Regions from separate parts of the Homo sapiens genome. Here region 2 is linked to region 1. Evidence: read pairs that join two places in POLR2A ChIA-PET (ENCODE). Cell type or tissue: MCF 10A. All regions are shown on one strand. Links, peaks and the distances in the headings refer to the core of each region. The heading gives the core; the rest is flanking DNA. Region 1 holds the start of VAMP8 (vesicle associated membrane protein 8). Region 2 overlaps GNLY (granulysin).

What was found. Peaks named below come from ENCODE experiments on the same cell type or tissue, not always from the same donor. Only the 100,000 strongest peaks of a DNase experiment are listed, where the experiment ranks them.
Region 2: POLR2A ChIA-PET joins it to region 1 with 5 read pairs; 2 of 35 experiments call an interaction of 5 or more read pairs at or near these places.

What each region holds. Positions count from the first base shown.
Region 1 is chr2:85,568,565-85,584,217 of GRCh38, forward strand. VAMP8 (vesicle associated membrane protein 8) reads left to right here and starts at 9,022. Exons shown (of 3, transcript NM_003761.5): 1 at 9,022-9,085; 2 at 10,445-10,603; 3 at 13,012-13,467. The coding sequence starts at 9,083. The coding sequence ends at 13,152. RefSeq lists enhancers at 8,874-9,153, 9,914-10,053, 10,314-10,453, 11,090-11,743, 11,744-12,398 and 2 more. In MCF 10A, for the core only: no CTCF peak of the experiment used is centred there; DNase peaks (open chromatin) are centred at 8,967 and 9,417.
Region 2 is chr2:85,695,835-85,704,104 of GRCh38, forward strand. GNLY (granulysin) reads left to right here. Exons shown (of 5, transcript NM_006433.5): 3 at 124-222; 4 at 1,672-1,843; 5 at 2,730-3,018. The coding sequence ends at 2,740. Among named protein-coding and RNA genes, the nearest start is that of GNLY, 5.6 kb to the left of the region's middle. In MCF 10A, for the core only: no CTCF peak of the experiment used is centred there; DNase peaks (open chromatin) are centred at 5,817 and 6,507.

The sequences.
Region 1 (15,653 bases), core at 7,219-11,218:
GAAGCATTGAGGAAGAAATGAATTACACTAGAGAAATCAGGAAAGCTTTTTTTGAGACAGGGTCTCCCGGTCTCACTTGGGCTTTGAAGGATGAGTGCAGTTTTAAAAGGAGAGAGGGAAATCACGTTCTTTTCAAACTTTTTTTTAATTTAAAAAATATTTTGGCCAGACCCGGTGGCTCACACCTGTAATCCCAGCAGTTCAGGAGGCCAAGGCAGGTGGATCATCTGAGGTCAGGAGTTCAAGACCAGCCTGGCCAACATGGTGAAACGCCATCTCTACTAAAAATACAAAAATTAGCCAGGTATGGTTGTGCATGCCTGTAATTCCAGTTACTTGGAAGGCTGAGGCAGGAGAACTGCTTAAACCCAGGAGGTGGAGGTTGCATTGAGCTGAGATCGTGCCACTGCCCTGCAGCCTGGGTGATAGAGTGAGACTCCATCTCTAAAATAAAATAAGATAAAATAAAAAAAAAATAAAATCGGCCAGGCGCAGTGGCTCACGCCTGCAATCTCAGCACTTTGGGAGGTTGAGGCTGGCAGATCATGAGGTCAAGAGATTGAGACCATCCTGGCCAACATAATGAAACCCAGTCTCTACTAAAAAAATACAAAAATTAGCTGGGCGTGGTGGCAGGCACTTGTAGTTCCAGCTACTCGGGAGGCTGAGGCTGAAGAATCACTTAAACCCTGGAGGCGGAGGTTGCAGTGAGCCAAGATCGCGCCACTGCACTCCAGCCTGGCGACAGAACGAGACTCTGTTTCAAAAATAAAATAAAATAAAATAATAAATATTTTGTACAGATGGGGTCTCATTATGTTGGCCAGACTCATCTGGAACTCCTGGCCTCAAGGCATCCTCCTGCCTTGGCCTCCCAAAGTGATGTGATTACAGGCATTAGCCGCCTTGCCCAGCTGGAGATCAAAAGTTCTTAATAGTCTTGGGTGAACAAGAGTATTCTGTATAGGAAACATACAGCTAATAGCTGGGCGCAGTGGCTCACGCCTGTAATCCCAGCATTTAGGGAGGCCGAGGTGGGTGGATCACGAGGTCAGGAGTTTAAGACCAGCCTGGCCAAGATGGTGAAACCCCGTCTCTACCAAAAATACAAAAATCAGCCAGGCGTGGTGGCGGGCGCCTGTAATCCCAGCTACTTGGGAGGCTGAGGTAGAGAATTGCTTGAACCTGGGAGGTGGAGGTTGCAGGGAGCCGAGATTGTGCCACTGCACTCCAGCCTGGGCAACAGAGTGAGACTCCGTCTCAAAAAACAAAACAAAAAAAAAAAAGAAAAGAAAAGAAAAGAAAAATACAGCTAATAAATGAGCTTGCTAACTCAGTATCTCCAGGTTTTCCTTTCAGGACCAATATACAAAGATTTGTGATATTTAGCATTCATTTATCCATAAAATAGGTCAAACTTTAGGAAAGAAATTTCTCTATAAATCTTTTCCAACAAAAATCATCTTTCTCTGTACTGTGGAGAAAGCAGCTTTCTTTCAGACTTCTCAGTTCAATATCTGAAACCTTTAGTGAGTTGCCTACATGTCTAGGACATATGTCATATACTACAAAGGGTACCAAAGTGAGGACTCAGTCCCTGCCTGCCTTTATAGGACTTAAGAGTGTTGGAGGGGTCAAATATGTATGACAAAGTATGTGAAAGATTCTTTAAAAGAAATAAAATGTGATGGAGATCAGAACAGGAACAAGTTAGCTTCAGTGGGGAAATCTCTAAAGCTTCATGGAGGCTATGTCTTAAATGTGAATAGAATTGTCATAAGCAGTGATGAGTGAAGGCCTTAGGGAAAGATATAGAAGGTGGATGGTGTACGACGTTTGAGAAAGGACATGTAATTTGGTTGACTGGAGGGCTGGGAGGTGAATCTAATGGGAGAGAAGTTCAGAAAAGCAGGTTGAGAACAGTCTTGGAATGCCATGCTAAGAAGTTTGGGCTTTATCCTGGAGGCAGGGTGGAGCATACAATATGTGTTTCTGGAAGATAGCAATCAACCACAGAGGGGTAGATGGGAAAAGAAAGGTGAATTTAGAGGGGATTGGAATTGTCCAGGGAAGAGATCGTGCTGCTGGCATTAACCAGGAGGCAGGAGCTGGTGGACCAAGGAGGTGGTGGATATGAGAGGCACGACCAAGAATGAACCAATTGCCTGATTTTTGTGCCCTTGTAAAAAATTTTTTTAAAAAAGTATGAACTAAGGCTTGGTGACGACCTTGCATGTGAAGGATGCTTTGTGGTTCCTAGCTTGAGAAGCGGGTAGAATGGGAGTCCCACCCAGGAGGAGGAACATGGAGAAAAGATAAAGGGTTTGGTTTGGGTGTTGGAGGTGTCTGTGAACTGTCCAGGGCATTGGAGAGGCAGCATTGGTAGTTGAGGGAGAGGCCCGGGCTGGAGATAATAAATTTGGGGATTTTTCATAAATGGCTATTGAAGCCGTAGAGGCACTGCACTTCCCTATAGGGAGACCAGGGTTTTCTCAGCCTCAAAACAATTGCCATTTTGGTCCAGATTCTTTCTTGTGAGAGGGTGTCCTTTGCATTGTAGGATATTTTAGCAACATCCTTGGCCTCAACCCACCAGATACTAGTAGCACCCCTACCCCCAGCTATAACAACCAAAAATGTCTCCAGACATTGTGAAAAGACCCCTGAAAGGTAAAATAACCCCTCTGAGAAACACTGCTCTAAAACAGAGTGGTTCTCTTCAGAAGTCGGAAGAAAGATTGCCAACGGGCCGGGCATGGTGGCTCATGCCTGTAATCACAGCACTTTGGGAGGCCGAGGCGGGCGAATTGCAAGGTCAGGAGATCAAGACCATCCTGGCTAACACGGTGAAACCCTGTCTCTACTAAAAATACAAAAAATTAGTTGGGCGTGGTGGCACATGCCTGTAGTCCCAGCTGTTCAGGAGGCTGAGGCAGGAGAATCGCTTGAATTCGGGAGGTGGAGGTGGCAGTGAGCCGAGATAGTGCCACTGCCCTCCAGCCTGGGTGACAGAGCAAGACTCCATCTCAAAAAAAAAAAAAAAAGAAGAAAAGAAAAAGATGGCCAAGGGCAGAATCTCTGTGTTCTAGGGGCACATTCAGAGAGGAAGAGGGCACATTAGGAGACAGGTGGGATGGCCAGCAGCATAACAGGCTACAGAGAGAAGGTTTGGAGACAGAAATGAACCTTGGCAGTGGTGAGAACTTCATGATCCTTCAGGAATCAGGTTCAGTTGAGCCTCCTGAATGTACCTTTTCCTTGTTCTCCAGCTTTTTTCCTCTGAGATATAGGAGTAAACTGCCCACCTGGGGCATAAATCAGAAGACTGGGATATATGCCAAGGGTTATGTACCTGAAAGTTTGCTTGGTTGCCTTTTCAGGTGGTAATATTCCCTTTCTCTTAGTTTCTCATTCAGTTTTCTCCATTAGTGTCCTTTTTCTCTTTTCTTTCTTTCTTTCTTTCTTTTTTTTTTTTTTTGACGGGGTTTCGCTCTTGTTGCCCAGGCTGGAGTGCAATGGCACAATCTTGGCTCACCACAAACTTCACCTCCCCGGTTCAAGCGATTCTCCTGCCTCAGCCTCCCTAGTAGCTGGGATTAGAGGAATGTGCCACCACGCCCAGCTAATTTTTTGTTTTTAGTAGAGACAAGGTTTCACCATGTTGGCTAGGCTGGTCTTAAACTCCTGACCTCAGGTGATCCACTTGCCTTGGCCTCCCAAAGTGCTGGGATTACAGGTGTGAGCCCCTGTGCCCCGCCTTTTTTTTTTTTTTTTTTTTTTGAGATGGGGTCTGGCTCTGGCTCTGTGAACCAGGTTGGAGTGCAGTAGGGCACGATCTCAGCTCACTGCAGCCTCCGCCTCCAAGCCTCAAGCAATCCTCCCACCTCAGCCTCCCGAAGTAGCTGGGACTACAGGTGTGGTCACCATGCCTAGTTAATCTTTACATTTTCAGTAGAGACGGGGTTATGCGGTATTGGCCAGGCTGGTCTCTAACTCTTGGTCTCAAGTGATCCGCCCGCTGCAGCCTCCCAAAGTACTGGGATTACAGGCATGAACCACTGCACCCAGCCTATTCTTAATCCTATTTTGCAAATGAAGTGACTTGCCCAAAACTGCACAGCCAGGGGTAGTAGTGTAGAAGAGCAGGAGGTCAGATGTCACCCTAGTCTTTTTATCACACAGGGAATTGCTAGGAAGCTGGGGCTTTATCCTGGAGGCAGGGTGGAGCATATTTAAATATCTGTTTTGGGAAGATAGCAATCAGCCACAGAGGAGTAGATGAGAAAAGAAAGGTGAGTTTAGAGGGGATTGGAATTGTTCAGGGAAGAGATCATGCTGGCATTAACTAGGAGGAAGGGGCTGGCATTAACTAGGAGGAAGGGGCTGGCATGGAAAGGAGGAGGTGTATATGAGAGGCACAACCAAGAATAAACCAAGATTTGGCCCATTGCTTCTTGGGCTACAACTCCTATAACCAAGCAGTTCAGCAGTTTTTCCTTACAAAGTCACTTCACTGAATATATATATATATATTATGTTTGAGGCTGGGGCGGTGGCTTACACCTGTAATCCCAGTGATTTGGGAGGCCGAGGTGGGCAGATCACTTGAGGTCAGGAGTTCGAGACCAGCCTGCCCAACATAGTGAAACCTCGTCTCTACTAAAAATACAAAAATTAGCTGAGCATGGTGGCGCATGTGCCTGTATTCCCAGCTACTTGGGAGGCTGAGGCAGGAGAATCACTTGAACCCAGGAGGCAGAGGTTGCAGTGAGCCGAGATTGCGCCACTACACTCCAGCCTGGGCAACAAGAGCAAAACTCCTTCTCAAAAAACAGAAAAAGAAAAAAGAAAAAGACAGGGTCTCACTATGTTGCTCAGGCTAGTCTCGAAATCCCAGGCTCAAGCAATCCTCTCACCTCAGCCTCCCAAAGTGCTGGGATTACAGGTGTGAGCCACTGCACCTGGTCTACTGAATTTTTTGAGTGCTAAGCACAGATGATGAGGTAACTGAGGCTTAGAGTTGTTATGCAAGTTTGTCCCAGGTCATGTAAATATTAAGGTATGGATCAGCCACCATGCCCAGTGATAAGCCACATTACAATATGTATTTTAACATTTTTCACTAATCACATAATTTACATTTTTCTACTGGCCAAATTTTAAAAGTAAGAGAAACAGGGCTGGATGCAGTAGCTCATGCCTGTAATGCTAACACTTTAGGAGGCTGAGGCAGGAGGATCACTTGAAACCAGGAATTTGAGGTTACAATGAACTATGATTGTGACACTGTACTCCAGCCTGGGTGACAGTGAGACCCTGTCTCAAAAAAAATAAATAAATAAATAAAAATGAATTTTAAAAAATAAAGAAACAGGTGAAATTATTATTATTATTATTTTTTTTTTTTGGAGACAGTCTCACTCTGTTACTCAGGCTGGAGTGCAGTGGCGCCATCACGGCTCACTGCAACCTCTGCTTCCCAGGTTCAAGTGATTCTCTTGCCTCAGCCTCCCGAGTAGCTGGGATTACAGGCAAGCGCCACCACGTCCAGCTAATTTTTGTATTTTTAGTAGAGACGGAGTTTCACCATGTTGGCCAGGCTGGTCTCAATCTCCTGACCTCATGATCGGCCTGCCTCAGCCTCTCAAAGTGCTGGGATTATAGGTGTGAGCCACCATCCCCGGCTGAAATTAATTTTATTTATTTTATTAATCTTTTATTTAACTCAATATATCCAAACATTATTTCGCCACATAATCAATATATAAAATTATTATTATTATCATTATTAGTGACAGGGTCTATCTCTGTCTCCCAGGCTGGAGTGCAGTGGCACTATCATAGCTCACTGATGTCTCACACCCCTGGGCTCAAGTGATCCTTCTGTGCTAGCTCTCCAAGCAGCTAGGACTATGGACATGCACCACTATGCCTGGCTAATTTTATTTTATTATTTATTTATTATTGGTTTTTTTTTTTGAGATAGAGTCTCACTCTTGTTGCCCAGGCTGGAGTGCAATGGTGTGATATCGGCTCACTGCAGCCTCCACCTCCCGGGTTCAAGCAATTCTCCTGCCTCAGCCTCCCGAGTAGCTAGGATTACAGGCATGCGCCACCATGCCTGGCTAATTTTGTATTTTTAGTAAAGATGGGTTTTCTCCATGTTGGTCAAGAGCTGGTCTCGAACTCCCGACCTCAGGTGATCTGCCCATCTCGGCCTCTCAAAGTGCTGGGATTACAGGCGTGAGCCACGGTGCCCAGCCAATTTTATTTTTTTAATTTTACTTTATTTTTATTTTATTATTATTATTATTATTATTATTACTTGAGACAGAGTCTCACTCTGTCGCCCAGGCTGAATTGCAACGGTGTGATCTCGGCTTACTGCAACCTCCGCCTCCAAGGTTCAAGCGACTCTCCTGCCTCAGCCTTCCGAGTAGTTGGGAATACAGGTGCCCACCACCATGCCCAGCTAGTTTTTGTATTTTTAGTAGAGATGGGGTTTCGACATGTTGATCAGGCTGGTGTCAAACTTCTGACCTCAGGTGATCCACTGCCTCGGCCTCCCAAAGGGCTGGGATTACAGGCATGAGCCACTGTGTCCAACAGTTTTATTTTTTTATAGAGACAGTGTCTTGATATGTTGTTGCCCAGGCTTATATATAATATTTGCTGAGCATGGTGGGTTATGCCTATAATCCCAGCACTTTGGGAGGCTGAGGTGGGAGAATCACTTGAGGTTTGGAGTTTGAGACCAGTTTGGACAACACAGCAAGACACTGTCTCCAAAAAAAAAAAAAAATTAACTGGACATGGTGGCCCTTGCCTGTAGTCCCAGCTAACTGGGGAGGATGAGGTGAGAAGATTGCTTGAGCCCAGGAGTTCAAGGCTGCAGTGAGCTTGAACACACTGCACTGTACTCTAGCCTGGATGACAGAGTGGGACCCTGCCTCTAAAAAAAAAAAAAAAAAGCTACAGGGGTCCGAAGTTTGTTTAAAGCTTTTAAAAAGGCATTTGTGGCCGGGCGCGGTGGCTCACGCCTGTAATCCCAGCACTTTGGGAGGCCAAGGCGGGCGGATCACCTGAGAGGTCAGGAGTTCGAGACCACCCTGACTAACATGGTAAGACCCTGTCTCTACTAAAAATACAAAAAAATTAGCCGTGCCTGGTGGCATGCACCTGTAGTCCCAGCTACTAGGGAGGCTGAAGCAGGAAAATCGCTTGAACCTGGGAGGCAGAGGCTGCAGTGAGCCGAGATAGCGCCATTGCACTCCAACCTGGGCAACAAGAGAGAAACATCTCAAAAAAAAAAAAAATTATTTGTGTCTGGATGTGGTGGCTCACACCTATGATCCCAACACTTTGGGAAGCTGAGGAGGGAGGATTACTTGAGAACAGGAGTTTGAGACCAGCCTGGGCAACATGGTAAGACCCCCATCTCTACAAAAAGTTTTAAAATAAATTAGCCAGACATGGCGGTTCGCACCTGTAGTTTCAGTTACTGGGGAGGCTGAGGCAGGACGATCGCTGTAGCCCAGGAGTTCAAGGCTGCAGGGTGCTACGATCATGCCACTGGACTCTAGCCTGGGTGACAGAGGGAGACTATCTCAAGAAAACAAAACAAAATAAACAAACAAAAAAAGTGTTTGTTGGAGAAGCTGACATTTCCTCCTTGGAACTGATTTCTTCTGGAATGGGTCAAGAATGTTCGTTCCCTTCTGAATGTCCCTGTTATTGTTCTTCTGTCTTGATAAACACTGTCAAGGAAGATCAGATTTTCTCTGGCCTGGAGCCAGGTTAGTGGAAAAATCCTTTGCCTTGGGCCCCCTGCTCTGGTTCACTGGGGCAGTCCTCTGATCACTGACTGGGATCAATTACCTCTGCGGTAGCCCCTAAAGGGAAATGCAGAATTGCTGAACTCTGGAAGGGAAGGAGAGGTTTGGTGAGCCATCATTATAGACACTGTGCTAGTGGCATTGCACTGCACATGCTATCTTTTTGCTTCTTTTTTTTTTTTTTTTTTTGAGGCAGAGTCTTGCTCTTGTCACCCAGGCTGGAGTGCAATGGCATGATCTCAGCTCACTGCAATCTCTGTCTCCCGGGTTCAAGCAATTCTCCTGCCTCAGCCTCCTGAGTAGCTGGGATTATAGGCAACTGCCACCACGCCTGTTTATTATTTTGTATTTTTAGTAGAGACAGGGTTTCGCCATGTTGGCCAGGCTGGTCTTTAACTCCTGACCTTGTGATCTGCCCGCCTCGGCCTCCCAAAGTGCTGGGATTACAGGCGTGAGCCACCACGCCCGGCCTCTTTTTGCTTCTTACCAGCACCATCTGAGCTAAGCATCAGCACCTGCAAACTCCACAGAGGTGAAAAGTTTCCCTGAGGGGCCTGTAACTAGTAACCCAGAACTTTCTGAATCAGAGCCCAGGATCACAGTATTCCAGACTTCAGGGATTTTAGTGCTTTCTGCCACCCAGGGACCTGGGAACAAGTGTTATCCAGCAATACATTTTCATAACTGCATTTTGTTTCCCTGTGAGCTAGGCCTGGCATGGTTGATCTCAGTCTCTAGAAACTGGAGTCAGATATTCAAGACATTACAAGGAGATGGCTGGTGGGGCATCATGGCTCCTAGGACTTTGGGAGGTTGAGGTGGGAGGATCGCCTGAGCCCAGGAGTTTGAGACCAGCCTGGGCAACATGGTGAGAACTCGTCTCTATTTAAAAAAAAAAAAAAAAAAAAAAAGGCTGCCCTTTCTAGATCAGGAGGTCCAGCCTCTGGAAACCTCGGAGGGCTGCTTGATCTTTCTTTTCTAATTCCTGACAAGTTAGAAGACCTTTGGCTTCTGAGAACCCTATTACTTTAAGTTTAAGCTCTTGTTTGGGAAGCCACTGGGAGGACAGTGAAGAATGCCCGCCTACCTGGGGAAACCTGAGTTAGGTGTGGCTGGAGCGACTCGAGATGCGAGGTGGGCGGGGGCAGGCTGAAAGTTGGAGCAAGCAGGAAGTGAACTGAGGGCCACCCTGGGAGGAAGCCGACTAGGCGAATTCACTTACTGACCGGCCTGGGCTGCTCTGAGACATGGTGAGCCAACTGGGAACTAGGAAAGGGCTGGTTTAAAGAGGAGCCAGAGGGGGCTTGGGACTGGGGGTTGGCTGTGTCGGGGGAGGAGAGTTGGTGGCAAAGTTAGAGGGCTGGGCCAGTGCTGCTATGGCCTCTCTTCTTTGACAACTTGGCTGCAAATAGCTCTGAGCTGTCCTGGCAGGTGTTTCTACTCCTTCTCCCTCCCTCCCCTGACCTCTGTGCTGGTGGGGAGCTGGGCTTCCGTGCCAGCGCCGATGGGGGCTCCGAATTCCAGGCAAAGAGTTGTTGTGCCTTCCTCCTCCAGGGAGCCCGAGGCGGGTGTTGTGACACCACACCAGGCAGCGCCTGGGCAGTTCCCAGTTCAGATTCCAGCCCAGCGGCAGAAGCTCTCCTCTCCGGCCTTTCACTTTATCCCCACACAGAAACACAAAGGATTTGTGTGTCCACTGAGTCCTTTGGGTGTCCTTTCTCCATTAACATGGAGAAGAGAACTAAAGGTTTATAAGAGAACCAGAAGTTGGTTCTCTGTGATAATGTAGTTCTGACCCATGCCACTGGCCTATTTTTGGAGGTCAAGCGGGGAGGAGCTAAATACTATTTTTCTCTCCTTGTTCAAAAACCTTGTCATGAAGCCTCCGAGATGAGACATCAGCCAGGGAGGACTAGTCCTCCATTTCCCCCAACACCCAGGCGGGTATTTTTATTTAATATCTGCATAAGCAGGCGGTTGCTTGGTGCCTGCACGTGTCGCCCAGTGGTGGGGAAAGCAGAAGTGTGTGGCTCAACGGCTCCAGGCGCCTTCTGGGATACTTGGTTGCCTGTTGTTCTGGGTCACAGCAATGGCATTGCGGCCAGGGCCGTGCTCCGGCAGCTGGCTTAGAGGGACAGATGGGTGGGGCTGGGTGAGGGTGTTCTGCTGGCCAGCACAGACACTTTCAACCAGGGTCCCAAGAAATCAGGAAAGGGGGGTGGCTCTGGGAATTGTAAATAGTGGCGGGCTCTGCTCTGGAAGGGAACATTGTGAGATGCTGGCCCTGCTGTATTCTACGGCCCTCTCTAGGGAGCAAGGAAGCAGTGGGGAGGGATTTAGTGATGTGCTGCTTTTCCTTGTCAGGGGCCCTAATAACCCCAAAAGAAGTTTGATCTAGTCTGTTCAGCATCACATCTCACCTTCTGGGGCTTACAAATGCATTTATTTTTGATTACAGAAGTAATACATGAAAACATTCTCTTTGTAAACATTTCAAGCATTTTACAAAAAGCTTAAGTCTGCCTGAGGCCTTACCCTCCCCAGATCTCTGAGCCCAAGTCTCCAGTTCCCCCACCACTTGGTCTAATTAACCCCGTGTTGCCGCACAGGAGGAAGCCAGTGAAGGTGGAGGAAATGATCGTGTGCGGAACCTGCAAAGTGAGGTGGAGGGAGTTAAGAATATTATGACCCAGAATGTGGAGCGGATCCTGGCCCGGGGGGAAAACTTGGAACATCTCCGCAACAAGACAGAGGATCTGGAAGCCACAGTGAGACAGGGAGCCCACTGGGGGCTGGAGGAAAACAGGGAGGGAGGGAATTTCTTTTTGGTGGGGCAAAATGGACAGGAGGGCCAGAAGTTTGACATTTCTGTTGCCTTTCACCTGGTTTGGGAGCTGATGTGAGCTGAGTCTCCACTTCTGAATCTGCTCTGCTCCACAGATTGTTATGGATCCCAGGGAATGGATCCCATGACTGGGGCTTGAGGTGGCAGCTCGCCCATAGAGGCATGTTCTGAGACCGAAAGCTCAGTCAGCCCATGCATTCTCAGGCTTCTCTCCCGGGAAACTTGTTTTCCCTTTGAAGCCTGCCCATGACAATCATCTGGGTCTGACCTTCCCAGGGCAGAAATATTGGCTCTGAGGAAACCCCCGCTGTGGCCTCTAGCCTTCTCTAGGAGCTGTTAGACAAGGGGTGGGAAATTGCTGGCGTCTTGCTGAGTAGGCTTTAAAAAGAAGGGGGAAAGAGCAGTGAAATGCTTTGATCCCAGGGTCCCCTGCTAGATGAAGGCTAAAATAATATCTCCCACACATCTTGCTAGACCTCATTCTTCTCTCTCTCCAGCCAGGGGCTGAGGCCAGCTGTTTCAGGGAGGAAGTAACTCCAAAGTTGAGCAAAGTCTGGAGCCTCAAGTTCTGTGTTCAGCGGGGAGGCTGGCTCTGGCTTTCTGAGTCCTGTGTGAACTCTTGGCTCTTGGGTATTGCTCCCTTGTCTCCCTGGGGCTCATTGCCTGTTTCTGTAGCTTAATTGTAGCTTAATTTGGGGAGCATGGCCCCGGGAATTTTTTTTTTTTTTTTAGACAGAGCCTCACTCTGTTGCCCAGGTTAGAGTGAGTGCAATCTTGGCTCACTGCAAACTTCACCTCCTGGGTTCAAACGATTCTCGTGCCTCAGCCTCCTGAGTAGCTGGGATTACAGTGTGCACCCCCACACCTGGCTAATTTTTTGTATTTTTAGTAGAGACGAAGTTTTGCCTTGTTGGCCAGGGTGGTCTTGACCTCCTGACCTCAGGTGATCCACCTGCCTTGGCCTCTCAAAGTGCTGGGATTACAGACTTGAGCCACCATGTCTGGACAAGCCCCAGGAAATTTAGTGTCTATAACTTGAATTGCTGGGCATGGGGAAGAGTGGGTGGAGGAGGAGGAGTTCCCTTACTTCCAACCCTCTATCCTGTCCTGGTCCCTCCTCCAGCCTCAGCAGTCCCGATGGGGCAAGGAGTCCTGGAGCTGCGAGATGTGCCCACCTGGAGCCTGCACCCCTCAGTCCCAGGGTCTGCCCTCCCAAGGGCAGATTTTGCTGCCAGTGTTGTACCCTTGGGTGTAAGCAGGTGTCGAGGACCCCTCAGTGTGCAGGGGTAAGAAGAGAAAGGGGACCCCTAGTCATATCTAGGTGGAGACCTCCTAGGATCCTGAGAATTCTAAATTTCAACCCGGCCTTCCAGATTTTTAGGAAGGTACATTTGTCAAGGTAGGCAGATACAGCATTTTTTTTTTTTTTTTTTTTTTTTTGAGATGGAGTCTTGCTTTGTTACCCAGGCTGGAGTGCAATGGCGCAATCTCGGCTCACTGCAACCTCCGCCTCCCAGGTTCAAGTGATTCTCCTGCCTTAGCCTCCTAAGTAGCTGGGATTACAGGCGTCTGCCACCACACCCGGCTAATTTTCTTGTATTTTTAGTAGAGAGGGGGTTTCACAATGTTGGCTAGGCTGGTCGCGAACTACTGACCTCAGGTGATCCACCAACCTCGGCCTCCCAAAGTGCTGGGATTACAGGCGTGAACCACCGCACCCGGCCAGAGCATCTTTTATTTAGCAGTTTGTTACCTCAGCTTACAGTGTCAGTATTAAGATGTATGGCTTGAGCTGAACGTGGTGGCATGTGCCTGTAGTCCCAGCACTAGGGAGGCTGAGGTGGGAGGATTGCTTGAGCCCTGGAGATGGAAGCTGCAGTGAGCTGAGATTGTGCCACTGCACTCCAGCCTGGGTGACACAGCCAGACACTGTCTCAAAAAACAAACAAACAAGGCCAGGCGTGGTGGCTTACGCCTGTAATCCCAGCACTTTGGGAGGCCAAGGCGAGTGGATCACCTGAGGTCAGGAGTTCAAGACCAGCCTGGCCAACATGGTGAAACCTCCTCTCTACTAAAAATACAAAAGTTAGCTGGGCGTGGTGGTGGGCACCTGTAATCCCAGCTACTCAGTAGGCTGAGGCAGGAGAATCAATTGAACCCAGGAGGTGGAGGCAGCAGTGAGCCAAGATCGAGCCACTGCCTGAGTGACAGAGCGAGACTCCATCTCAAAAAAAAAAAAAAAGTATGGCCTGTGGGCTGCACTTGTACTCTTATAATCTTGTTCCAGTGGGAGGAGCCACTGGGTCACTCACTCTGCCTTTTCCCCAACAGTCTGAGCACTTCAAGACGACATCGCAGAAGGTGGCTCGAAAATTCTGGTGGAAGAACGTGAAGATGATTGTCCTTATCTGCGTGATTGTTTTTATCATCATCCTCTTCATTGTGCTCTTTGCCACTGGTGCCTTCTCTTAAGTAACAGGGAACCTCTCCCACCTGCCCTTCTCTTCAGGGACAACCCTCCATAAATGTGTGCCAAGAGGGTCTCCTTTCCTGTCTTCCTCTACAGAGAATGCTGCTCGGTCCTCCTACCCCTCTTCCCGAGGCCCTGCTGCCATGTTGTATGCCCCAGAAGGTACCTTGGTCCCCCGGAAGGAGAGAAAAAAGAGAGATGGACTGTGGCTGCATTTCTTGGGTCCTTAGAGTGGGCTGGAGAGACCTAGAGGGCCCAGCATGTGGCTGGGAAACTGTTGGTGGCCAGTGGGTAATAAAGACCTTTCAGTATCCCTATATGTGTGAGGCACTTTCTCTCTTCCCATTTTGCCTTTGGCTTTTCTATTTCTTTTCTTCCTGAGGATACCTTCTGGCTAAAATTCTCTCATCTGAGGTCCAAGTTGTTGGAAGGGCAAAGAGTATATGTTTGGAGAAGAAAGTTGGAGCCCCCACCCTGTCTTTATTCCTCCCAGTTCCATTCATTGTCACAGGTCTCAAGAACAAGAATTTTCTGGGAGTCTTGGCATATGGAAAGTTCAAAACCTTCATAGCATTTTGGGGTGGTATGCAAGATTTTTAAGTGTTCCCATTGGGTCCTGCCATGGCCCTGTAGTACTCTTCTTCTGGAATTGTTAGCTGAGGCATGAAGCTGGTTGAAATCCTCCTGCCTCTTCCACCAGAGCCATCTCTCTTCAACGACCCTGTAGTCTAGAGCCGAGGGGTGGAGGAAATGGACTGCTATTCCTTTCCTTGTGCTTCTGCATGTTTTATTTGTCTTTTCTCTGTCCTTGTCTTCTGGGACTTAGCAAGGCCTCTGGGTCTCAGTTGTCCTGAGGGGGCAAGCATCTCTCCTTGGCATCCCATGGCTGGGCACAGTCAGTCAGTCAGTGTCACAGGACAGGGCCAATGGCTCTTCTTCCCCTCTGTGCACAATAAGCCTTTCTGTCTTCAGGCCCCCCTCCTCCCTACCAGGTTCCACCATCACTGTCACTTTTTCCAGTGCCCAGTCCGCCTTGGTTTGCAGGGAGGGTTCTTGCTATCTCTGTTCCTGTTTCCTCCACAGGCTTTCCAGAATTGGAAACAACCTGTTGTCAGGAAGAAGGGGAAGGGTTGAGAGTCAGGGTTTGGGACCAGATTGGCAAGTCAGGCTCTGGAAGAATCATGCTCTGAAATTTGGGGAGGGAGGAGGAAAGGTCAGAAAAGACCCTTGTGATATTTTTATTTTTATTTTTTCAGAGATAGGATCCCACTTTGTTGCCCAGACTGGAGTGCAGTGGTGTGATCATGGCTCACTGCAACCTCCATCTCCTGGGCTTAAGAGATCTTCCTGCTTCAGCCTCCCCTGTAGCTGGGACCACAGGTGTGTGCTACCACACCTGGCTAATTTTTGTATTTTTTGTAGAGACATGGTCTCACTGTGTTGCCCAGGCTGGTCTCAAACTCCTGGGCTCAAGCAATCCTACCACCTTGGCCTCCCAAAGTGCTGGGATTACAAGTGTGAGCCACTGTGCCCAGGCTTGGGGTAGTCTTTGCTACAACATGTTAATCCTCTCTCTCCTGGATTCAAGGTGTAAGGAACTGAAGTGAAGCTTCTGCCTTGGGACCCAGGCTGTCCAAGGTGGGGGTGAGTGTCTGTGAAACCCTCTTGGTCTGGGACTTCTGTATTCACAGAGGCTCAGCCCCAGAGAGGGAAACTTTCAATTCTGTTGGTCAAGAGAGGCCTCACTTGAGGGACCAGGCCCAGTGGCTCACACCTGTAATCCCAACACTTTGGAAACCTGAGGCAGAAGAACTGCTTGAGGCCAGGAGTTCGAGACCAGCCTGGTCAACATAGTGAGACCCTGTCTCTCTCAAAAAAAAAAAACAAACAAACAAAAAAAAAAAAACGAGGGACCTTATTTTAAGATGTCCGAGGCAGCTTGGAGTAGTGGAGAACAGGTAGCTGGTGGTTTCTCTGTAGCAGTGAGAGGACAGGATGGGTAGATTCGGCTCAGGAAGGCTCTGAAGTGGTAGTAGATACACCAGCCTCCCCCATCCTCTGACTGAGGAGCAAGTGCATGGCGGGTGCATGACAGCACAGAGCTGCACTTGCCCTCATGGTGAGGAAAGACATACAGAAAGGCTAGAGCTAGTACTTTGCCCATGTGGGGCTGCTTTCTTTTTGAATAGAGGTGAAAGTCACACAATGTACAGTTTGTTATTTTAAAGTGTACAGATCAGTGACATGTATTCAGAATGTTGTGCAACCACCACTTGTCTTTAGTTTCAAAACTTTTTGGGTGCCTGTTTTTGGTTCTGGGTGAGATGCACTCACCAGGGTGATAAAGACCCTGCCTGGCTTGTTCATGGCGTCTCCAGGACCTAGTATGGTGCCTGACCGTGGCACTCATAGGGTGTTTGTTGAGTGAATGAATGATGCCTTTTCAGCTGAACTCGAGCTAGAAGACTCCAGGGCTCACTCCACTGTGCCCATTCCACAGATC
Region 2 (8,270 bases), core at 4,271-8,270, 120 kb after region 1:
CTCTGGGAAGAGATCACGGACATTCCTGCCGGCCTCAGAAACACAAAGGGCCCCTTTCCTGGGCACTTTCACGCGCTCCCAGAGTGTCTGAGAGACCATCATAAGGGCTTTCTTTCCTGACAGGGTGACCTGTTGACCAAAACACAGGAGCTGGGCCGTGACTACAGGACCTGTCTGACGATAGTCCAAAAACTGAAGAAGATGGTGGATAAGCCCACCCAGGTGAGGCCAAGGGGCTACAGAGCCTCCTGTCTGCTGCTCAATGGAGGGGCCAGCCTGTGACCAGGTCGGGGATCGGGGAGCCCGGGGGCACCTTGCACAGTGATCCTGGGGGAGGGCTTCCTAGAAGGGAATCTGTGAGTCCCCGTGTGTCTGTGGATGAATTTCAGAGAACTTGTGAAATTGTGACTCTCTGGAACTGTGTAAGTCAGACGGCAGAGTATACATGGTTTTCATCATGTATCCTCAAAGAGGGCTTGTCCCAGAGAAGTTAGGAATCTTCCCCTAAAGCCCTAACATTTGTGTCCAAGGCAGAGTTTGAGAAGCTAGTTCCCCAAGAGGCCTGGGTCAGGACTGATAAATCCCAGATCTGCTACTTCCAAGCTGCATGGCCTTGGGCAAGTCACTTCCACTTTCTGAGCCTCTGTTATCTTATCTTTGAAATGTGATGGATAATAGTCCCTATCTTGCAAGTTGTCAAACCCTTTTTTTTTTTTTTTCCTTGAGATAGGATCTTACTCTGAGACCCAGGCTGGAGTGCACTGGTGTGATCTTGGCTCACTGCAACCTCTGCCTCCCTGGCCCAAGCAATTCTCCTGTCTAAGCCTCCTGAGTACCTGGGGCTCCAGGTGTGCGCCACCATGCCCAGCTAATTTTTGTACTTTTGTAGAAACAGGGTCTCACTGTGTTGCCCAGGCTGGTCTCCAACTTCTGAGCTGAAGCAATCCACCTGCCTTGGCCTCCCAAAGTGTGGGATTACAGGCATGAGCCACTGCACCTGGCTGCTGAAGCTTTTTAAAAGAGCTGAGGGCTGGGATGTACTTAGCTCCACGTCCAGCACTGAGTAAATGCTTAACGAATGACTGTGTTACTACCAAGAATTATTGTTTCACTCTCCCTCCTTCCCTCTCCTCTGCTGCCCCAAACTACTCAGCATCCTGGCACTGCAGGCTCGCACTTAGCCCTGGATACCCAGATTCATCCTCCTCCCCTGGGATGGCATAGAAGAGACTTTAAAACCAAATGAGCCAAGACTCCAAGCTCTGACCACACCTCCCACCCCACCAGTCTTCTCTATGCACCCCCTCTATCTGGAGCCCCCAGCCAGGTCCTGGACCCAGGTAGCTACATGGCAGAGCATTTAATGTGTGCCTGGCAGCCATGGGCACCATTCTCCACACAGAAGGCAGGGGACAGGTGCACAAGGCGCTGAGACCCCAGCAGGGCTAACTGTCCTTGTCTCAGGAGCCCTACCTGGCCAGTCTTGGGCCAGGCCTTGGGGACTGGGAGTAGGGGCTGAGCCCCGTCTGTACAGTCTCTGGCCCCATGGGCACCAGGTGCCAGCTCCTCGCACCCAGTACTCCCATTGCTAGGGCTGCTGGAACCTGCAGGGTGGCAGAGCTGGGCAGGACTCACCCTATAACCATGTCCACTGTGGTGCTGCTGCTGCAGAGAAGTGTTTCCAATGCTGCGACCCGGGTGTGTAGGACGGGGAGGTCACGATGGCGCGACGTCTGCAGAAATTTCATGAGGAGGTATCAGTCTAGAGTTACCCAGGGCCTCGTGGCCGGAGAAACTGCCCAGCAGATCTGTGAGGACCTCAGGTTGTGTATACCTTCTACAGGTGAGTGCAGAGGTGACAGCAGGGATACCTCCTGAGGGTTGGAGACAGCTTCCCCCAGGATATATCAAAGCTGCCTCCTTACTCCCCCATCTCCCAGCTTGGGAAAGTGTGGAGAATTGAGCAGATGGACTTTAGCTAGAAATGTTTGAGAAATACTGATTAGAGCTTGGGCTTCAGACACAGGTGGTCGTGGAGTAAAATCTGGTCTCCATCTCTCCCTGGCTGTGTGACCTTAAGCAAATAACTTGACCTCTCTGAGCTTCAGTTTCTTCATCTGTGAAGGGGAGATAGCAATCCTGATTTTTGAGATTGGAATGAGAATTGAAGGAGGTCACCGTGTGTGTGGACCTGACCCTGGGGAAATGTCCTCAGACTGAGGCTATTCAAGGTCATCAGACCCTCAGTCAAACTCCAATCCCAGCCCAGCACAGGCCCCTGGGGTCGGGAGCTGGGGCCATATCCTCCCCCACAATCCTGGGCCCTGAGATCTGGGCTAGGGAACCCTTCAGGCAGGGGAGCATGAGGCCTTTCCCTCCATGGCTGCCCAGGCTGTGCCTGGAGAGAACAGATCTCGGCTGTAGGAAATGGGGCCAGAAAGGGGCCTCGGTGATTGGCTCTGGCAGCTCAGCTGGCACTTGCCAATGCTCTGGGATTTTATGCTGGCAGATCGGGGGTCCCCACCATTTCCTGTCATTGGAGCTTGTGGCTTTTCTATTCAAGGCCCCACAACCTGCTCAGGCTGCCGACTGGCTTCCAGGATGTGCCTCTGGGTGTGTTCAGTAGGGTCAGGTGGCTCTGGGACCTTAAGCAAGTAACATTCTGAGTGCCTGCTTCTCCTTGAGGACCCACCACATCTGCCCACAGCTGGCTGTTCTCTCCTCTCCAGGTCCCCTCTGAGCCCTCTCACCTTGTCCTGTGGAAGAAGCACAGGCTCCTGTCCTCAGATCCCGGGAACCTCAGCAACCTCTGCCGGCTCCTCGCTTCCTCGATCCAGAATCCACTCTCCAGTCTCCCTCCCCTGACTCCCTCTGCTGTCCTCCCCTCTCACGAGAATAAAGTGTCAAGCAAGATTTTAGCCGCAGCTGCTTCTTCTTTGGTGGATTTGAGGGGTGGGTGTCAGTGGCATGCTGGGGTGAGCTGTGTAGTCCTTCAATAAATGTCTGTCGTGTGTCCCATACACTGTTGTAGATGTTATGGATTTAGTGGTGAACGAGACAACCTTAACAGCATTCACACAGTTAGTCGTGAAATGCTTACTGAGCACTCACCACAGCCATGCGTTATTCAGAAAGGCCAAGGCACACAGTGGCGATGTCCCCAGAAGCTCTCAGACCAGTGGGATAGACCAGCAGGGTTAGAGGTGTTTTTGTTTTGTTTTTGGTGAAAAGGAACAGAAACCCATCCTCTTGCTTCTTGCGACAGGCAGCCTTCCTTTGCGGTTTCGGGGGAGTGTATCTTTTAGGGCCCTTTTGGTTGCAAGCAACAGAAGTCTCAGCCCATTCTGGCCTAATCAAAAAAGATAATTTACTGGTTCAAATAATTAACCAGTCCACGGGTATGTTCAGGCACAGAATGATCCAGAAATGTGTGGCGTCAGCAGAGCCCCAGTCCTGTTTTATTGCAATTTTTCGTTCTCCCGACCTCTGTATATTGAAATTGTCTTCAGGTTCGCTTCTCTCTTGGCAGCAGAAATGGCTTCATCAGGTCCACACTTCACCTCTTTACAGTGCCTCCATCAGAGGGAGAGAGAGCTCCCTTGGAAAGAAATAGGAAGCTTCTTTCCCAGAAGGCCTATCAGCTATCTCCTCAGTTCTCATTGGCCAGTTCTCACAGGTCATTTGCCCACCCTCAGACCAATCACTGTGTCCTGGAGAATAATGGGGTACACTGATTGGCTTAAGCTAAGCAGGGCACACCCCTGGAGCTGAGGTGGGGTCCATCTCAACCCAATCACTTGGTTGACAATAAACATGAAAATCTGGGCTACTGTTGGTGGGAAGAGGGAAAAATGGATGCTGGCCACCCAAGGAGTATGGTGTGTTATTCTGGGTTCAATCAAAGAAGCTGTTCAAGGGGACTACCGATGGCCAAATCTGGGGCTATTTGAGCCTCAGAATAGATGATGACAAGAACAGATCGTAATCCATTGAATAAAGCAGAATCCATGAATTCATACAAATACAAATAATACATGAATAAATAAACAAGGGAAAAGGAAACGTGCTACCTTACAATACAATTACAGTTAATAAATGTAGACATAGTTGCAAAGTATATCCTACTAACATATTTGGTATAGTGAGTATATCATATACTAACTTGATTTTTTAAAAGTGTTTATTTATTTATTTATTTATTCTTTAGAGACAGAGTCTCACTTTGTTTCCCAGGCTGGAGTGCAGTGGCCCTTCTCAGGCATGATCTTAGCTCACTGTAGCCTCAAACTCCTGGCCTCAAGGGATACTTCCACCTAGGCCTCCAGAGTAGCTGGGACTACAGGTGTGCAGAACTGCGCCTGGCTCACTAATTTGATATTAATTAATACATTCCATTATTAGTTAACCTGACAGTGGAGAAGCCTGTCAGCTGATGAAAGTTACTCCCACCTCCCATGGGGCAAGTCAATATCATGGGCCTCATAATATAATGCTCTGAGAGAAATATAATACTACTTTTCCATTGTTCCTGCCGAAATGCAAAAATCATGAGGAAACATCAGAGCAACTCAAACTGACATTTTACAAAATACTTAGCATATCCTTTTTTTAAAAATTTTTTAAAAATTTTTTATTTTAGACTGAGTCTGGCTCTGTCACCCAGGCTGGAGTGCAGTGGCACGATCTGGGCTCACTGCAATCTCCGCCTCCTGGGTTCAAGTGATTCTCCTGCCTCAGCCTCTGAAGTAGCTTGGGATTACAGGTATGTATCACCACAGCTGGCTAATTTTGTATTTTTTATTAGAGAAGGGGTTTCACCATGTTGGCCAGGCTGGTCTCAAACTCCTGACCTCAAGTAATCTGCCTGCCTTGGCCTCTCAAAGTGCTGGGATTACAGGCGGGAGCCACTGCACTCTAGCCTGTCCTCTTCAAAAATGCCAAGGTCTTGAAAGACAAGTAAAGATTGAAGAACTGTTCCAGATAGAAGGAAACTAAAGAGACATGACAACAAATTGCGACACATGATCCTGATTTGGATCCAGACCTATAAAGAACATAATTGGGGCAATTTATAAAATGTGACTGGAATCTGTGATGGTAATATTCTGTTAATGTTAATTCCTGATTTTGATGGTTGTACTATGGTTATGTACGGCAGTGTCCTTGTTAGAAAATATACACTAAGGTATTCAAAGAGTAATAGGTCATCATATCTGCAATTACAATTTCTGAAATGATTCAGAAAAAAAGGGAATACATACGCAAAGAATGAGTGTGATAAGGTATATACCACATACATGCAATGTGGTAAGGTGTTAACAGTGGAGAATCCTGTTTAAGGGTAAATAGGGGCTCCTGTTTACACTGGGAGGTTTGGAAGGTGTAATCTCCAAACTCCATGGCAAGTTGCAAGAATGCAACTTTCAAACTTCATGTTGAAATGTGATCCCTGGCCGGGCACAGTGGCTCATGCCTGTAATCCCAGCATTTTGGGAGTCCTAGGTGGGTGGATCACCTGAGGTTGGGAGTTCAAGACCAGCCTTACCAACATGCAGAAACCCCATCGCTACTAAAAATACAAAGTTAGCCAGGCGTGGCGGCACATGCCTGTAATCCCAGCTACTCGGGAGGCTGAGGCAGGAGAATCACTTGAACCTGGGAGGCCGAGATTGCGCCATTGCGCTCCAGCCTGGGCAATGAGGACGAAACTCCATCTCAAAAAAAAAAAAAAAAAGACATGTGATCCCCAATATTGGAGGTGGGACCTAGTGGGAGGTGTATGAGTCAGGGAGGAGGATCCCTCATGAATGGCTTGGTGCCATTCTTGTGGTAATGAGTGAGTTCTTGCTCTATTAGTTTCTGTGAGAGCTGCTTGTTAAACCTCCTCTCTCTCTTTTTTCTCACTATGTGATCTCTGCACACACTTGCTCCCTTTCTCTTCTGCCATAAGTGGAAACACCTTTTTATTGAGACGGAGTCTCGCTCAGTCCCCCAGGCTGGAGTGCAGTGGCTGCTGCAACCTCTACCTCCCAGGTTCCTGGGTCCAAGTGATTCCCCTGCTGTTGAGACTATTATCATGAAGAGATGTTAAATTTTGTCAAATGATAGTTCTGTGCTATTGAGAGGATCATGTGTTTTTCATTTTTAATTTTACTGATATGATGAATTTTATTACTTGACTTTTGGTTGCTGATTTGCCTTGCATTTCTGGATAAATCTTACCTGGTCATGGTATATAATTGTTTTTATGTGTTGCAGGATTCAGCCTGCTAGAATTTTTTTTGAAAATTTTTGTATCCATATTCAAAAGAGATATTGGTCTGTAGTTTTTTTTTTTCTTTTGATGTTTTCATCTGGTTTCACCTGGTTTTGGCATCAGGGCATCCTCTTCTAGTTTTTGGAAGAGTTTCTGAAGAATTGGTATTAATTCTTTAAATATTTGGTAGAATTCACCAATGAAGACATCTGGCTTGGTATTTTCTTTGTGAGTCATTGTTTTGATGACTAATTCAACCTATTTATTATAGGTCTATTCAGATTTTCTGTTACTCTTGCATCAGTTTCAGTCATTTGTGTCTTTGTAGGAATGTGCCCATTTCATTCTAAGTTGTCTAATGCATTAGCATAATTAATTAGCATAATAGTATAATCCTTTTTCTCTCTGTAAGGTCAGTTGTAATTTCCCCTCCTTCATTTCTGATTCTAGTAATTTGCAGCATCTCTCTTTTTATTGTGGTCAATCTAACTAAAGACTTGCTTTTTCAAAGAACCAACTTTTGATTTCATCTCGTATTCTCAAATATTGTTTCTAGTCTCCATTTTAATAATTTCCACATTTCCACTCTAATTTTTTAAGTATCTCTTTTTTTCTGCTTGCTTTAGGTTTAATTTGCTCTTCTTTCTCATGTCTTTTTTTTTTTTCCATTGTAACCTTGAACTCCTGGGCTCAAGCAATCTTCCTGCCTCAGACTCCCAAGTAGCTAGGACTACAGGCACAGGCCACCATGCTCAGCTAATTTACTTTTCTTTTTTTTAGAGATAGATCTCGCTATGTTGCCCAGGCTGGGTTTGAACTCCTGGCATCAAATGATCTTCCTGCGTTGGCCTCTCAAAGTGCTGAGACTACAGATGTGAGCCACTGCACCCAGCCTTTTTCCATTGTCTTAAAATGGGATTTCTGAGACGAAGATTTCAAATCTTCCTCTTTTTCATTATAGGCATTTACAGCTACAAATTTCCCTTTTGGCACAGCTTAAGCTACAACCCGTAAGTTTTGGTGTGCTGTGGTTTCATTTTCTTTCACCTCAAGGTATTTTCTAATTTCCCTCTTGATTTTTCCTTTAATCCATTGGTTATTTAGGAGTGTGTTGTTTAATTTTCACATATTTGTGAGTTCCCCAAATTTGTTTCTGTTACTGATTATTAGTTTTATTCTGTTGTGGTCAGGGAACATATTTTGTATTCTTTCTATCCTTTTTAATTTATTGACGTTTGTTTTATGGGCTACCACATAGTCTATCCTGGAGGTGTGTTTCCCCACTGCTATCTGGACTCATCTGCACTCCACTGTTTCTGATGAGGAGGCACCTGTTAATAATTGGGGGTTCCCTTGTAAGTGATGAATTGTTTTTCTTTTGCTGCTGTCAAGATTTTCTCCCTGTATTTGGCTTTCAGCTTTTCTTTCTGTCTCTCTCTCTTTCTTTCTCCCCTTCCTTCTTCCTTTCCTTCCTTCCTTCCTTTTCTTTCTTTCTTTCCTTCCTTCCCTCCCTCCCTCCCTCCCTCCCACCTTCCTTCCTTCCTTCCTTCCTTCCTTTCTTCCTTCCTTTCTTCCTTCCTTCCTTCCTTCAACAGAGTCTTGCTCAGTCACCCAGGCTGGAGTGCAGTGGCACCATCTCAGCTCACTGCAACCTCCACCTCCTGGGTTCAACCGATTCTCCTGCCTCAGCCTCCCAAGTAGCTGGGATTACAGGCCCCCACCATTATGCCCAGCTAATTATTTTTTGTATTTTTAGTAGAGACGAGGTTTCATCATGTTGGCCAGGCTGGTCTCAAACTCTTAACCTCAGGTGATCCACCCACCTTGAACTCCCAAAGTGCTGGGATTACAGGCGTGAGCCACTAGGCCCGGCGGCTTTCAGCATTTCTAATGTGATATATTTATTTGTGGATCTCTTTGCATGTATCCTATTTAGAGTTTATTGAGCTTCCTGGGTATGTAGATTGTTTTTCAATAAATTCGTGACATTTTCAGCCATTATTTCTTCAACTAT